2 separate regions of the Homo sapiens genome follow, and region 2 is linked to region 1. Evidence: read pairs that join two places in POLR2A ChIA-PET (ENCODE). Cell type or tissue: CD4-positive, alpha-beta T cell. All regions are shown on one strand. Each heading gives the region's core, and the rest is flanking DNA. Links, peaks and the distances in the headings are about the cores only.

What was found. Peaks named below come from ENCODE experiments on the same cell type or tissue, not always from the same donor. Only the 100,000 strongest peaks of a DNase experiment are listed, where the experiment ranks them.
Region 2: POLR2A ChIA-PET joins it to region 1 with 6 read pairs; 2 of 35 experiments call an interaction of 5 or more read pairs at or near these places.

Annotation. Positions count from the first base shown.
Region 1 is chr1:187,088,949-187,094,415 of GRCh38, reverse strand. It overlaps LINC01036 (long intergenic non-protein coding RNA 1036), which reads right to left and starts at 1,574. Exons shown (of 4, transcript NR_126347.1): 1 at 1,470-1,574. In CD4-positive, alpha-beta T cell, for the core only: no CTCF peak of the experiment used is centred there; a DNase peak (open chromatin) is centred at 2,115.
Region 2 is chr1:186,967,769-186,973,235 of GRCh38, reverse strand. The region is part of intron 15 of PLA2G4A (phospholipase A2 group IVA); the gene reads right to left. Among named protein-coding and RNA genes, the nearest start is that of LINC01036, 120 kb to the left of the region's middle. In CD4-positive, alpha-beta T cell, for the core only: no CTCF peak of the experiment used is centred there; no DNase peak of the experiment used is centred there.

The sequences.
Region 1 (5,467 bases), core at 78-5,077:
GGAGGCTGAGGCGGGCAGATCACGAGGTCAGGAGATCAAGACCATCCTGGCTAACACGGTGAAACCCCATCTCTGCTAAAAATACAAAAAATTAGCCGGGCGTGGTGGCGGCCACCTGTAGACCCAGCTACTCGGGAGGCTGAGGCAGGAGAATGGCATGAACCCGGGAGGCAGAGCTTGCAGTGAGCTGAGATCATGCCACTGCACTCCAGCCTGGGTGACAGACTGAGACTCCATCCCAAAAAAAAAAAAAAAAAAAGAAGGATTGACCATAAATTGGATGTGAGACGTAAAGAAGAGAAATTCAAGAACCAGGTGCCCCTAACTCCCACATTACCCAAGGATCCACTGTACACAATAAAGTGTATTTAAAAAGAGAAACCTACACCCACACTACACTTCCTTCACATTTAGCTAGATGTTAGTCACAGGTAAGGCGACCAATTCATTTAGGTTTGCCTGGGATTTTTCCAGTTTTATTACTGAAACTCTCACATCACAGAAAATTCCTCACTTTTAGGCAAATCAGGATAGTTGTCTACCCTCGCCACATGGTCACATCTAGCTGGAAGAGAGAACAAGTAGTTTTTAAGCCTGTTGAACAATGAATCCAGATGAACACAGAAGTTCTGTTACCAAGGAGGAAGAGGAAAATGGATATGCAACTACCATACAGGAATGCAATAGATATGAGTAAACAATTAGCAATCTTCTGTAATGATTAGTGATCAAGGCGGGCATGCCAAATCTCACAAGGTAAGTAGAGAAAGAGAAGGTTATTAAGGAGATTGAAAAAGAACCATTTAAAATGTAGAAAAACAACAGCAGGTGAGGGAAATTATAACAGCAAATTTCAAGAGGATATATTCACCCTATAATCAAATGCTATAGAGAAAGCCTGTCAAGTATCCTCTCTTAAGTTTTATCTAAAAAGCAATACAACCATAGGATTAAGGTAGGTACCTAAGGAAGGTCATTGCAAAGACATGAAAAGAAGCACAGAAGAGGAGGGTAAGGGCAAATGAAAACAAACTTCATTTCCATAGAAAACTTATCAATATCAACATTGGATTTCATGCCAATCCTGAGAACAGGTGTGCTTCACAGTTTTCCAACACTAGCGCTTTAATACTCCCTGAGGACACACATTTTCTTCTCCTTGGAAACCTTCCTTCCTTTAGCAGAAAGCTTTCTACAATTTAGGTGGTCTGTCCTGGCTGCAGTTTTCTTCCTGGCAACCTCACATGGTACCTTATCTTTGTCTGTGGAAGGCACCGCCCACTGTCAACATCGGTTCAGTGAAAAAGAAAGATTCAGGAGCTTAATTCTCAAATTCTCATGTCTGTGGTCATAGATGCTTGACATGATGTAAAGAGACAGAGATTATGGTATTTGATGCCAAATGAAACATAATTTAATGGTTTAAAGAAGGACACTCAATTACTTCACCACACCAGTGTTTATCTTACCAAAATTTAGAGTCCTGCTGGTCCAGTGGCTCACACCTGTAATTCCAGCATTTTGGGAGGCCAATGTGGAGGATTGTTTGTGTCCAGAAGTTTGAGACCAGCCCGGGCAACACAGCGAGATCCTGTCTCCACAAAAAATCAAAAATTAGCTGGGTGTGGTAACACATGCCTATAGTTTCAGCTACACTGGAGGCTGAGGCGGGAGGATGTCTTGAGCCCAGGAGGACAAGGCTGCAGTGAGCCATGATTATGCCACTGCATGATCATGTTGGGATACCTTCCCACATCACCCACCATTTTAAATAATATTAAATCAATAATTAAAAAAAAATGAAAAATAAAGTTCATGGACTACCCTCAGCTTTTTTCTTATCTACTAGCTTCCTACCACCTTCACTTCTTTCTTCACTTCGTTTCCTGTTCAGCTTTGATTTCATGGCCCATTCACATCAACTACACTTTGTTTCCATATCCTGATCTCCCCTACTCCTTCTACTCCTGGCAAATCAGCACTGGAGCACTGCTAAAGAAACTCACATTAAACTCCTTGCCTATCTGCCCTTCACAGAAAGCTACTCTGTTCTCAAAATTTAGACCACTTCCTCCAGTCACCTGCATTGTAATCTCAGCCGGAAATCTCACCTTCCACCTCACAGATCAAAGAGAAGCTATCAAATAGGAGCTACCCAACCCCTGCACAGCTACAAAACCTGCCCGTAATCATGGAGGAGGTAGCTCGCCCATCTCCCCATGTGTGCACGCCACTCTATTTTCTTTGGCTTTGCCTCTTGCAATATTGTCAATAACCCTCTCCTGCACCCCATGTTACCTTTTTCCTTTCTTAATTGACATCCACGCATAAGCAGACAAAAATATCTCCATATACTTTAAAAAAAATCCTTTCTTGATTTTTTTGTTGCTAACCTATATACACAATCAAAGGTTTTGAATGAGTTTTTTATGTTCCCTATCTCAGTTCATGCTGCTCCCAATGATTCTGCAATTTACTCCAATCTGGATTCTGCTCCTATTACTGCACTGAAATGACTTTCAGTGTGGTCATCAGTGACCATTATTTTGCTGCAGCCAATAGCCAATGAATATGCCTTATATGCTGTTTGCTTACACTATGAGTCAGGACATGATAGAGATTAGAAGTCAAAGTATCCAAGTTCAGATCATGGCTTCACCATTTGCTACCTGTGTGACTATGGGCAAATTTGTTAACCTTTTAGTATTTTATTTTATTTTATCCATAAAATGAAAATAATAAAAGAACTTACCTAATAGAGTTGTTTTGACATGTTAATTAGAGAAAAGATAATTAGTATAGTGTACGGCACAAAATATATGTTGAATAGATAATAGTTTGTGTTGTAATTATTTTTATCCTTCCCTTGAGAGATAATTCTCCAGGGATTCCACACATTTTTGCACATCATGAAAGCAGAGGCACTGATAGTCTTTTGTTCTGGAATGTATTTTCAAGGATTTTTGTACATGGTATCTTCTTGGAATATAGGGACTCCTTTGAGAGGGGATCCATTATTTGCTGTCGCATAAAATAAAGATGTCCCCCTCCCAGGCAAATATGGGCATCTTTGCTTGCAGAAAAATACAAAAGACTAGGATTTCCTAAATCCATGAGCTGTGATGCAAGCTCTCTGTGTATGCCACACTCACTGAGGCCCACTCCTTACTGCCCCCGTGCTGCTTGAGCCTGCTCAGCCACAGATAATACAGTCCTTTGGCTCTGGCTCCAGAGTCTCATGTCTTTGGTTAGTACCCTTGAAATTGTGACTGAATAATCTGTTAACTTGCAAGTAGGTAAAATCTTCCATCCTTCACAGTTTTTGACACTTCTTGACACATTCCAGCTTTGGAAACTTGAGACATTAGTGAGACTCTCTGCTCTCAGAATCCATCATGGTGCAGTCTTTTTTTTTTTATATACTTTAAGTTTTAGGGTACATGTGCATAACGTGCAGGTTAGTTACATATGTATACATGTGCCATGTTGGTGTGCTGCACTCATTAACTCATCATTTAACATTAGGTATATCTCCTAATGCTATCCCTCCCCACTCCCCCCACCCCACAACAGCTCCAGTCTACAGCTCCCAGTGTGAGCGACGCAGAAGACAGGTGATTTCTGCATTTCCAACTGAGGTACTGGGTTCATCTCACTGGGAAGTGTCAGAAAGTGGGTGCAGGACAGTGGGTGCAGTGCACAGAGCGTGAGCCGAAGCAGGGCGAGGCATCGCCTCACCCGGGAAGCGCAAGGGGTCAGGGAATTCCCTTTCCTAGTCAAAGAAAGGGGTGACAGAGGGCACCTGGAAAATCAGATCACTCCCACCCTAATACCGCGCTTTTCCAATGGTCTTAGCAAACGGCACACCAGGAGATTATATCCTGCACCTGGCTCAGAGGGTCCTACGCCCACAGAGCCTCGCTCATTGCTAGCACAGCAGTCTGAGATCAAACTGCAAGGCGGCAGCATGCTGCAGTCTTGACAACTTCTCACTCTCACTCTTTCTTACTCTTGTTTGCTTTTTACCCTTAAAAAATAATCACGTCTGCAATGTGGGCATTTCTCAGAGTTTTGTCTCTCTTTATTTCTCCACCTTAACTCCCCTACACTGCCGGAAACACTCCTCTCTCCCTCTATGGCTTCAGTTAACATCTCTATGATAATGACTCTAAATCTGTATCCGCAATCCAGGTCTTTCTCCCAACCACAAAAATGTCTACCTAATTGATTGCTAGACATCCTGACTTGAATATCTCAGAGGTGCCTAAAACCCAACCTGCTGAAAACTGAATTTATCATTGTCTCTTGAAAAAATGCTTCTGCCTTAGTATCTTCTGTTTCAGTGATGGAGCTCCCCAGCAGCCTCCTATTCCCCAGGCCACAATATGAGTGTCATCCCTCCCATTCACCCATGCTGTCAATTACCAAGCCATTTATGCCTCCAAAGCAGATTCTGAATACAATCATTTTTTACTATCTATGCTGATGTCACCATAAACCAAACTACTGTTAATAGCCTCCTAAATTGTCTCCTTTTTTTCTTTCCTGTTCTATTCCATTTATTACATAGAAACACAGGAATCATTTTAAAATTTAAATCTTGTTTAAGTAAGTTTAAATGGTTTCCCATTGGCTTGATGTCAAAGTCCAATCTCTTCAAATTGGCTTACAAAGCCCCGAACTCTGTTCATTGCTTCTGCTGCTTCTTTCAACATTCTGCTCCTCAGACATACTGGACTTCTCTGGAATCTATAAATGTGCAAAGCTCTATCTTCCTCCAGGCCATTGTCCATGCTGTTGCTTCCTGGGATTTTCAGGTGTCCCATATTAATTAGATAATCTATTTTATATCATCCTATCCTATAAAGTAAAAATTTGAAGAGGGATGTATATGTTCATCCCCTATCATTAAACAACAGCTTTAATGTGCAACTATCTGCTTTGATAATGAACCTAAATAGTTACGTATTTTGTGACTAATATGTAAACAAATGGCCTTCATAATACTGACCAGAATGAGTTTCCTATCAGTATAAGGGGAAAAGCAGGAGTTGGTGTTTAGGGCAGATTCCTCTCCTGTTCTGCAAGTAAGTGTTCCGTGTGATGAGCTCTTTTGGTCATATAGACATATGTCTGTACTCAAAGTACATTAGGAGTCCAATGTCAAATATGGTAGAATACTAAGTAATGTAGATAACACTATTATTTTAAAAGTTAAAGGGGGAGGGTCTTTGCTTGTAGGTATGGTGAAGTAGCTACTACGAGACTAATACACCCACTGGAACAAAACAAAACACAAAACAGCTGTTTGAAAACATCAAAGAGTGGCAAAAGACAGTCAAAATTCCAGATAAAAGGGAAATTTATAGAGGTGAATAAGAGCTTCAGAAACATTTATAACTTTGAAGTGCTAGTCACAGGGACATACCAGAAAAAAAAAAAGTTGCCTAATAGTTGGAATAATCTC
Region 2 (5,467 bases), core at 152-5,151, 120 kb after region 1:
ACTGTGGAGGCTTTAGAGAGAGGACATCCCTGTTGATGCCTTAATTTCAACTTCTGCCCTCCGAAACTGTGAGAGAATATATTTCTGTTGTTGTAAGTCACCATGTTTGGGGTAATTTGTTACAGAAGTTCCAGGAAACTAGTACAAGAGATAAAACTGGAAGTACTACATTAAATGCTGTGCACTTTCCTTCACCAGCCATTGTGGATTGGTGCCCACAAAGCTAATGCTTGGACTGATTTGGCTGTGATGTGGGCCAACCTAAGCATTATAAGTGAATAATATGTGGAGATTCTAAAACAGGTCATGCCCTCGTTTCAACAAATAAATCAGGTGATTGTGGAAAAATACAGATACTTTTTCCGTTTTTAGTGGGTTTAAATGGAATTCTGACCCTAAATGAAATGTAGGCAGATCAGTTTAATTTAGATACATTACTTCCATCATTTGTGAAGACTGCCTCATTTCAGATTTTCCTTTCTTCTTTCTTCCTTCTCTCCTTCCCTCATTTCCTCTTTCTCTCTTTCCTTGAATAATTTTTAAGAGAATTAACCCGTTGTTCTGGCTTCTTGTCATTAAGCATTTAAATGAGCACTGAAAAACTGAGCCAGATTTATGTCCAACGTATGGCAACACAATATAACTTAATTTATGGCATAATAACTAAAATCTATCACTCTCCCTAAAAGTTAGTAAGATAAAGGGGAAAATAATTTCAAGTAGTAAACTCTGAATTCTTCTATATTCCTTGCTTTCTTGCTCCCCGACAAAACCCAAAGTCCCTTCATTTTCCCCTAAATTCACAGCCTCTTAATTTTGCATGCTTGAGTATGAAGACTTTGGCTTATTTTCATGACCAACAATCAATCTCACTGATTGTCTTTGGATGAGCTCTAATGGTACACTAAATTTTCATATTATACATCTAAGATATTAAATGGTTAACAAAAAGAAACTTGACAAAATGAAACACAAAGCTGCTTTTGTTAGATAAATTAATAGTAATAATATTTAGAATAATGAACTCTTTATATTGGACTACTACTAGGTGTGTGCTAACTAATCTAAATAAATTAGTGTCACACTGATGTCATTAACTTTCAAGGCCAGTTACAACACAGATACAACAACATAAATTGTGGTTGCTTTTATCAAAAGACATGATCTCCATCTTTCTGTATCTTCTTGACAAAATATGACATTTAACTACACGAAGTGCTAGAATTTTCTGCAAATGTGAAATAAAGTCAATAGTTCTAATTTTTTGCCCAGCATTTATGCTCTAATATTTTGTGAAAGGCAGTATCCATATTTCAGTCTCAAAAATAGGAAATTATTTGCTATTTAATTACCTTAATAAAATCATATTGCATATATCCAATTATTACATTAGGGATTCTCCCCTCCTATCAAAAGAACTTTATGTAGACTCCTCGCAAATTTTCAAATCTTATTATGTTATATATAAAACAAATATTCTACTTTAGTATTGATAGTATAATATTTTTATCAATTTAACAATTCTACTTTGGCAATCTTTTAGACTAATTTAGGAATACATATTTTGATAACAACACTTATAGGTTTAAGGTACTTTTAATATTCCAACTCTGCCTGAAAAGATTATTTTGTTTACTTTGAACTTGCTGAAGTACATACCTAGAGACAAGAAAAACTATATTATGTGTAATATATTGCAATTTACTTTATATTAAGTGTCAGAAAATATAATTCATTATTTCCAGAATGGTAGGTTTCATGTTATGCTAAATAAATAATAAAAGGAAGTATATAAATTTGGAGAAAGGCACGGGAAGAAAAGAATTGACAAAATGATTTTAAAACACATCTAAGAGAATGCACAGGTAGAAATGCCTATATGTACTACAGAAGGAGTGATTGGAGACATGCTTTTTATTATAGTAGGCACATAATAAAGCTACAGTTATTAAAATGCAGTATGGTACTGACATAAGAACTGCAAGATTGTCAGATGGATTAATGGAACACAAAAGATTAAAACAAAATATCCTTGTGCCCTGTAAGAATCATATAGTATATGATATAATAAGTATAACAAAATAATGCCAAAAAAGTCTATGGGGGATTATGTTATTACAAAGGCAATGTATTCAAAAAGATTAATGAGTTAAATATATTTAGAAGAATAAAATAAAAATTAAAATATCAATCCACATTTAACTGATGTTGGTAAGAATGAATTTCAAGAATATACTACCCAAAGCAATCTACAGATCCAATGCAATCCCTATCAAAATACCAGTGACATTCTTTACAGAAATAGAAAAAAAAAATCCTAAAATTTATATGGAACCACAAAAGACCCCAAATAACCAAAGCAATCCTGAGCAAAAAGAACAAAGCTGGAGGCATCACATTACCTGACTTCAAATTATACTACAAAGCTACAGTAACCAAAACAGCATGATACTGGCACAAAAACGGACATATAGACCAATGAAACAGAATAGAGAACCCAGAAATAAATCCACCCATTGCAGTTCAACTCATTTGCAACAAAGTTGCCCAGAATATATACTGGAGAAGGGATAGTCTCTTCAAAAAATGGTTCCGGGAAAACTGAATATCCACATGCAGAAAAATGAAACTAGACTGCTGTCTCTTGACATATATAAAAATCAAATCAAAATCAATTAAAGAGTAACATCTAAGTCCTAAAGCTATAAAACTACTAGAATAAAACATTGGGAAAACACTCCAGGACACTGATCTGGGCAAAGATTTCTTGAATAAGACCTCAGATGCACAGGCAACCAAAGCAAAAATGAACAAATGGGATCACATCAAACTTAAAAGCTTCTGCACAGCAAAAGAAATAATCAACAAAGAAAAGAGACGAACCACAGAATGGGAGAAAATATTTGCAGACTATCCATCTGACAAGGGATTAATACACAGAATATATAAGAAGCTCAAACAACTCAATAGGAAAAACAATCGGATTTTTAAACGGGCAAAAGATCTGAATAGATACTTCGCAAAAGAAGACATACAAATGCCCAACAGGAATATGAAAAAATGTTTAACATCACTAATCCTCAAAGAAATACAAATTAAAACTACAATAAGATTCAACCTTACCCCAGTTAAAATGGCTTTTATCCAAAAGATAGGAAATAACAAGTGTTGATGAGGATGTGGAGAAAGGGGAACCCTCCTACATGGTTGCTTGGAATGTAAATTAGTACAGCCACCACAGAAAACAGTATGGAGGTTCCTACAAAAACTAAAAATAGAACTACCATATGATCCAGTAATCCCATTACTGGGTATATACCCAAAAGAAAGGAAAATCAGTATATTGAAGAGATATTTGTACTCCCATGCTGATTGCAGCACTATTCACAATAGCCAAAATATGGAATCAATGTAAGCATTGATCAACAAATGAATGAATAAAGAAAATGTGATACCTACACACTATAGAATATTATTCAGACATAAAAAAAATAATGAAATCCTGTCATTTGTAATAACATGTCAGGAACTAGAACTAGAGGACATTATGTTAAGTTAAATAATCCAGGCGCAGAAAGACAAATATTACATGCTCTTACATGTGGAACTAAAAACAGTTGAATTAATGGAAATAGAAAGTATAATGATGGTTACCATCTGCTGGGAAGGCTAGTGGAAAGGGGAAATAAAGAGTGAATGGAAAATTGGTACAAAAATACAGTAAGATAAAAGGAATAAGATCTAGTGTTCAGTAGCACAATTGGGTAACTATAGTTAACAATAATTTATTATATATTTCAAAATAACTAAAAGAATGGAATTGGAATGTTACTAACACAAAGAGGTGATAAATGCTTAAGGGGATAGATATCCCAATTACCCTAATTGATCTTTCCACATATGATTGTATCAAATTTGACATGTACCCCATAAATATGTACAAGTATTCTGCATCCATAATTAAAAATAAAAATTTAAAAAACTGATATGAAAAAGAGAAAATACAGTGAAAAAAATTTTTAAAATTATAAGAAAGAATAAAAACAATGGAAGAAGCTCCTACATAAATATTTGAAACAATAAAATCATCAACAACAAAAGTCCCAATACAAATGACATATTAGGTCATATTTGCAAGAATAAGACAAACTTTAATATTCTTAAGACATAAAAAGAATGTTTATTAATAGGAACATCACAAATAATCCAATTAAAAGTAGTTTAAAAACATCAATATATAATAAGCATGACAAACCATTCAGTCTCACAAAGGAAGAAAACTGAAGCATAAATGTGAGGTTTTTTATCCCCATCATATTGTATAAATTTTTTTTTACTTCGTCTTTAATATTTTTTCCTGCCAGCAAAGGCATGTAAAACAGAGACTCAAATATATAATTAGACATAGTAATGTAAATTGATGAAGCTTCTCTAGAAATCAATCTGAAAATATTTACTAGAAGTCATAAAATGATACACATCTAGAAACCAACCTAAATAAATAATTAAAATGTGATTAAAGATTCATGTGCAAGGATAATGATTACAGAAAAAGGTGGCAAGATAGCAATAATCTAAAAGTTGAAAATAGAGCATTGTTAAATAAATACGTATCTGTATACAGAGATAGTATATATTTTTATTTTATTTTATAAACATCTTATATATCTTTTATATTTACTGTATTATATGTCTTTATAATTGTTTTCTTAAATATTTAATGACATGAAAAAATGCTCATAATACAGTTGTAAGTAGAAAGAGACAGAATGCAAAACTACATGACCCTGGTATAGACACATACACACACACACACACACACACACACACACACATACACACCGCGAAAAGAGACTAGAAGAAAATACCAAAATATTAACAGCTGTTGTCTGGAAGTACTGCATTTATAAACCAAATGTTCATACATTTTACAAGTATCTATTCTTAATCACAAATAATGAGTCAACATTTAAAAACTACTGCCAAGTATAATGATTCTTTTTAAAGGTACAAAGTGATATTCCAAAACCTCCTCCAACTCATTAAGGTGGTGGAGCCCTGATTCACATGTAAAATGATGGCTTTGACATTTTATACCCCCATTGGTGAAATGAATAATACAGTGTCTTCCACCACTAGACCAGCTTCTAAGCTATCATCTTAGAGTCATCCACTGAAACCCACCTCCCCATTGTTTCTCATAGGTCATCAAATTCATAGTCACCCACTCTGGTGCAGTAGTACTTCATTATCCTATGGTTGGATTACAATACATGTCTCTTAATGTTAATTCCTTGCCTTCCATTCTCCAACTCATCCTACTTTCCATTGTCAGATTAATCATCCTAAAATTCCAATTTCATGAAGTCATTTGTCTGCTGAAATCCTCCACTGATTCTCCATTTCCTATTGTCCTGTCTTAAACTCTCTCCTTAAGCCTTTCTAAGGGAGCTGAATATCTGTCACT